2 separate regions of the Homo sapiens genome follow, and region 2 is linked to region 1. The links are chromatin loops, found by intact Hi-C in ENCODE. Cell type or tissue: ovary. All regions are shown on one strand. Each heading gives the region's core, and the rest is flanking DNA. Links, peaks and the distances in the headings are about the cores only.

The links. A loop is a pair of places that touch in the nucleus more often than their neighbours do. Peaks named below come from ENCODE experiments on the same cell type or tissue, not always from the same donor. Only the 100,000 strongest peaks of a DNase experiment are listed, where the experiment ranks them.
Region 2: it touches region 1 in a loop (4-fold over the local background); 2 of 110 quality-filtered maps call a loop at or near these places.

What each region holds. Positions count from the first base shown.
Region 1 is chr16:63,290,983-63,293,905 of GRCh38, reverse strand. All of the region lies in intron 4 of LOC105371308 (a long non-coding RNA gene), which reads left to right. Among named protein-coding and RNA genes, the nearest start is that of LINC02165, 440 kb to the left of the region's middle. In ovary, for the core only: no CTCF peak of the experiment used is centred there; a DNase peak (open chromatin) is centred at 1,667.
Region 2 is chr16:63,353,810-63,356,732 of GRCh38, reverse strand. The region is part of intron 2 of LOC105371308 (a long non-coding RNA gene); the gene reads left to right. Among named protein-coding and RNA genes, the nearest start is that of LINC02165, 370 kb to the left of the region's middle. In ovary, for the core only: no CTCF peak of the experiment used is centred there; no DNase peak of the experiment used is centred there.

The DNA of each region.
Region 1 (2,923 bases), core at 271-2,770:
TTCTGCGATTTTTAAGACCAGTAGGGAAAAGACCTCTGTCTTGTTTTTTCTTCTTGTATGCTATGAAGCTCTGATGATAGAATGTATAGGGTTTTCAAAAACCCCAGAGAAGGCACATCTAGTAAAGCCTAGGGAGTTAAAAAAAAATCAATTTCAGAGGGCAGGTCATTACTTAGCTGAATTACCCAGGAAATGATGGCAAACCACGATCCAGCAGGATAAACCATCACTTGCAAAGTCATGGAAGTGTCAAGGAGTTGGAGAGTTGGAGAGTTAGAGAATTCAGAATATCTGAAATTTGAGTTTGAGGTGAAATTCATGAACTAGGCAAGAGACCAAATCACACATGAATGTTATAAATTTGGACTCTGTTGTTAAGTATTGTTGGAAGATTTTACACAAGTAGCAGTCATATGAAAAGTTTAGAAAGATCTCCCTGGTGGAAAGATGGAAATTAAATTTGGAGAGTTTAGGAAGTGAGAATGTCATCAGGGTAATTTATTAGACTAGTACAATAGTTCAACTGAGATGTAAAGAGGCCCTTTTCCATGATAATAAATGGAAGAACAGAGACTAGAAAATATATAAAAGATATTTATTGTCAAGGATGTAGAACATGAGTTTGTTTCAAAAAACTCAGTTTTTTTTTTTTTTCGTTCTACAGATGTACAGTTGGGCATCTTTTAAAACAGGGACTGTTAAAATGAGAAAGAATGAAAGCTAAATTGCCTTCAACTTAGAATAATTTCTTTTTCAGCTCTAATTTTCCTACGTTCGCTGTGGAATTAGGTATTGAAATCCACTCAAGTTTCTAATTTTCAGCTTCCTTGCACCAACACAGCCTCACAGCTGTGAATTTGCTAATATAATGGATTCCCAGTTAAATCTAACAGTGGGGTCACTAAACAAACATCCTTGCATGGTGTATTTTCATATTAATAAAACTTAGATCAAAATATGGATATGAATAAACTTAGGGGTGTGTATTTCCACAGAATGGTTCTTAAAGCTATTCTAATTCAACATGTTCCCTTGACCAAGTTGTGACAGATCTAATTTTTTTCATGTGATGTTAAGGGATTGCTATTTTAAATACTTGGCACTACAGTGATGTAGCATTGGTGCAGTTCTTAGATATCTCCTAGTCTAAAATTTAAACAGAGGTATTTAAGTGAGGAAGTGATTTAAAAAAACCCAGATACTTCTAATTTATAATCCTGGGATTAGTTCCCTTGATGAGTCCAAATTAGAACATTCCCCTCTTAAAGCCTGAATTGTTGTTCACTTCAATCATGAAACCCAAACAAACATAGTAAAATATAATGCATAATCCTACATGTCTATATTATTGGAAAATCTGGGGTTTGGAACCTTGGAATCTGTATTACAGTAAAAAAGTAAACCAGGTGTATTAGTCCATTTTCACACTGCTATAAAGACATACCTGAGACTGGGTAATAAAAAAAGAGGTTTCATTGACTCACAGTTCTGCATGGCTGGGGAGGCCTCAGGAAACTTACAATCATGGCAGAAGGGGAAGCAGGCACATCTTATATGGTGGCAGTGAAATGGGAAAAGTTTCCTGGTCCCCCTCGCAGGGCATGCGACAGGGGGAGTGGCTCGCTTCTTCAGTGCCCCGCTGATCACACCTCTAGGGGAGCATACAGATGGGCGGGTCGTGGGGCTCTGACCCCACAGCAGTGTCTAGGTCTGGATGTTGACAGCTCCCGAAGCCCCAGTGGGTGTGTGCTACCGTGTGCTCTTTTAGTTTTGCCATCTATAGGCGGCTTGTGTTAACCAGCTCAATTAGACCCTCTACTCTGTGACAAGGACAGAGGGCTTTCTGTATCGCGGGTCCTTGCCTTGGTGTACTGGAAGAATCGGATCACACCTGGGCTTGGAGAATGAGTGCAAGGTTTTATTGAGTGGAGGTAGCTCTCAGCAGATGGGAGAAGCCAGAAGAAGATGGAGTGGGAAGGTTTTCCCCTGGAGTCGGGCTGCTCAGTGACCTGGGCTCTCCTCCGACTGCCCCAGCCAAACTCCGCATCGTTCTGCCGGTCTATGGCCTGCTGGAGTGTCAGTGCCTGTTGGTGCATTACTCTCCACCTCCAGCCGCTTGTGTGTTCCTCCGCTGACGCGTTCCTCTCGAGGTGCAGCTGCCTGTGTGTCTGCCTGCTAGGGTCTCGGGTTTTGTTTTGTTTTTGTTTTTGTTTTGAGACGAGTCTCCCTCTCTCGCCAGGTTGGAGTGCAGTGGCAAGATCTCGGCTCTCTGCAACCTCCTCCTCCTCCCGGGTTCGATAAATTCTCCTGCCTCAGCCTCTGGGGTAGCTGGGATTACAGGCACCTGCCACCACGCCCAGCTAATTTTTGTATTTTTAGTAGAGACGGGGCTTCACCATGTTGGCCAGGCTGGTCTCGAACTCCTGACCTCAAGTGATCCTCCTGCTTCGGCCTCCCGAAGTGCTGGGATTACAGGCGTGATGAGGGTCTCGGGTTTTTATAGGCACAAGATGGGGGCGTGGCAGGCCAGTATGGTCTTGGGAAATGCAACATTTGGGCAGGAAAACAAAAATGCCTGTCTTCACCTAGGTCCGTGGGCACAGGCCCAGGGGTGGAGCCATAGCCAGAGACCATGCCCTCCTCTACCCAGCACTTCCCTTCCATATCAGCAGGTGAGAGACAGCATGTATGAGCACAGGAAGAACTACCGTTTATAAAACCACCTAATCTTGGTGAGAATTCACTCCCAAATTCCTGAGAGTGGCATGGGGGATCTGCCACCATAATCCAATCATTTCTCACCAGGTCCCTCCCTAAACACATTCGAGATGAGATTTGGATGGGGTCACAAAACCTAACCACATCATTCTGCTTCTGGCCCCTCCCAAATGTCCTCACATTTTGCAAAGCCTAACCATACCAC
Region 2 (2,923 bases), core at 202-2,701, 63 kb before region 1:
TTTAATAACCACATGTGGCTATTGACTACCACATGTGGCTATTGACTACCACATTGAACAGCACAGCTTTAGAGTAATGATTCTCAAAGTTGGTTCTTTTTCCAAGAGGACCAACATCACCTGAGAACTTTCTAGACGTGAACATCCTTGAGTCATACTCCAAAATTATTCAATCAGAAGTAGTTGGTGATGGGAATACAGTTTGGCAATTTCACGTTCAAAAAGCTCTCCTGGACGTTCTGATGCACACTTAATGTGATACGATGGCAGAACCTGGGAACAGAAAGTGTGGCCCTGGTCCATCAATATCTACATCACTTAGGAGCTTGTGGGCGGGAAGCCACCCAGGTGCCGAGGCAAGAGACTGAAGGCACTAGCTGTTCCAGTATAATAAAGAAAATATATACAATAAGAATAGTTATACAATAAATAGATTATAGATATGATTACATATGAATATTATTAATCATTAGTTTGTAGCATTACTCTTTATTCCAAATTATAATAATCTTTGTTCTACAATTACAACCTAGGAAAAAACAGGCCATACAGAGATAGGAGCTGAAGGGACATGGTGAGAAGTGACCAGAAGACAAGAGTGTGAGCCCTCTGTCACGTCCGGACAGGGCCACTGGAGGGCTCCTTGGTCCAGCGGTAATGCCAGTGACTGGGAAGGCACCAGTTACTTAGCCGACCTTGGTCTAGCAGTAGCGCCAGTGCCTGGGAAGGCACCCCTTACTTAGCAGACCAGGAAAGGGAGTCTCCCTTTCACGTGGGGAGTTAGAGAAGACTCTGCTCCACCACCTCTTGTGGAAGGCCTGACATCAGTCAGGCCTGCCCGCAGCCATCCGGAGACCTAAATGTCTCCCTGTGATGCTGTGCTTCAGCGGTCACACTCCTGGTCCACTTTCATGTTCCGCCCTGTACACCTGGCTCCACCTTCTAGAAAGCAGTAGCAGAATTAGTGAAAGTATTAAAGTCTTTGATCTCTCGGAGAAATACATAGAATAAATAATGACGTAAGCTGTCCCCTCTCTCTCTGCCTGGGCTACCAAATAGGGAAGGGCCCCCTGTCCACACGTGACTTGCGTGACCTTACCTATCATTGGAGAAGACTCACACGCCTTACCCTGCCCTCTTGCCTGCAGCCAGGCATTTGGGGCTACTATGGGTCTCCGTGTCTTGGTGGTAGTGGTCCTCCGGGCCCACCTATCTTCTCTTCTATCTCTTTGTCTTGTGTCTTTATTTCTACCATCTACCGTCTCCGCACACGAAGAGAAAAACCCACAGGCCCTGTAGGGCTGGACCTTACAGAAGCTTATTGAAAATGTACAATTTCAAAACCTGGACTTACTAAATCAGAAAGTGCATTTACAACAAGTCCAGGTGAATTATTTGTGTACAAAGCCTTACATCAGTAGTTCCAAAATCTGAAGGTACGTTTTAATAACCTGGGAAGGTTCTAAAAATATAAATGACTATTACACCAATCAGATTAGAATCAAAGTAGAGCCAATACCTTCTGTTTTGTTGCATTGTTTGTTGTTGTTGCAGTTGTTTGTAACTCACAAATCATATTTATGTACAGTAAAATTGGAGAACCTTTCTCTAGAAACACTATTTACCAAAATGAAGTACTTCAATTGTAAATGGACAGCTCAATATTTTTATTTATTATTATTATAAACAATTCTAATATATGACAAAATTGAAAGAACATTGATATAATGAGAATGTGCATACCCAACACCCATATTCTACTAATTGTACTATATTTGCTTTATCATACACTCATTTTTAAGCCTTTCCTCTGTGTTTAAGTTGTATCTCTTAATCATTTTTAAATTGGGCTGTTTGGGTACCTATCATTGAGTTGTAAAAGTACTTTATAATTCAAGATCCAATTCTGTTTTATATTTTCAAGTCAAGTCCTTCCATTTCTGTTTTCTAAGTTTTGCTTTTTCTGAGAGCAAATCTTACTAATTTTGTTAAAGTCAAGTTTTTCATTTTATAAAATATTTATGTACAGTGATTTCTGTGTTCAACATAAGAAAGCATTCCTTACCCCAAGGTTGCAAACACATTATATTATGAGTTCTAAAATGTTACATTTAGATATTGATATCTCACATAAGCTGTTGCTTGATATAAGCAAGCATTCAAAATTGTTTATAACTTTACTCACTATTCATTGATCATGTATGTGTTAAAATATTTCTGGACACCATTCTGTAGCTCTAAATTATTTGTCTTTCAATGCATCAATACCACATTGTTTTGATTACAGTAGCTTATTTTAGCCATGAGATAAGATAATTCAAGGCCTTTTAATTTGATTACTTTTTACAAAATTATTTTGGCTAATCTGGATTCTTTGAATTTCCATACAAGTCTTAGAATTGAGTTGTCAATTTTCACAAAACAAACTTCTGGAAACTTAATTGGAATGGTGTTCAATATATCATTTAAATTTGGGGAGGATTGGCATTTTAATAATATTGAGACTTTTAAAATACATACATGGTTTGTAACTCAATTTATGTAGGTCTTCTGCAATTTCTTTCTGTAAAAAATGTTAATTTATTTAATTATTTATTAAAAACCTATGCTTTCTTTGCATATTTTAAATAAAACCTATTGTTGAGTGTTTTGATTTGATGCTATTATGAATATATTTTAAGTTTAATGTTATTTCCCTGTGTTGTTGAATACCTATAAATACATACATATATTTATACACACATATATTTACATATATATTTCATGCTTTTCTATATTGGTATTGCATCCTAGAATTTTGCTAAATTCATTTCCTATTCATAGCTTTGTGTTTTTATTAGATTTTTAGATTACTAGATTTTCAGTGTAAATTACTAGATACTTGGCAAATAAATAATGTTTTACTTCTTTTTATGAAGGCCTT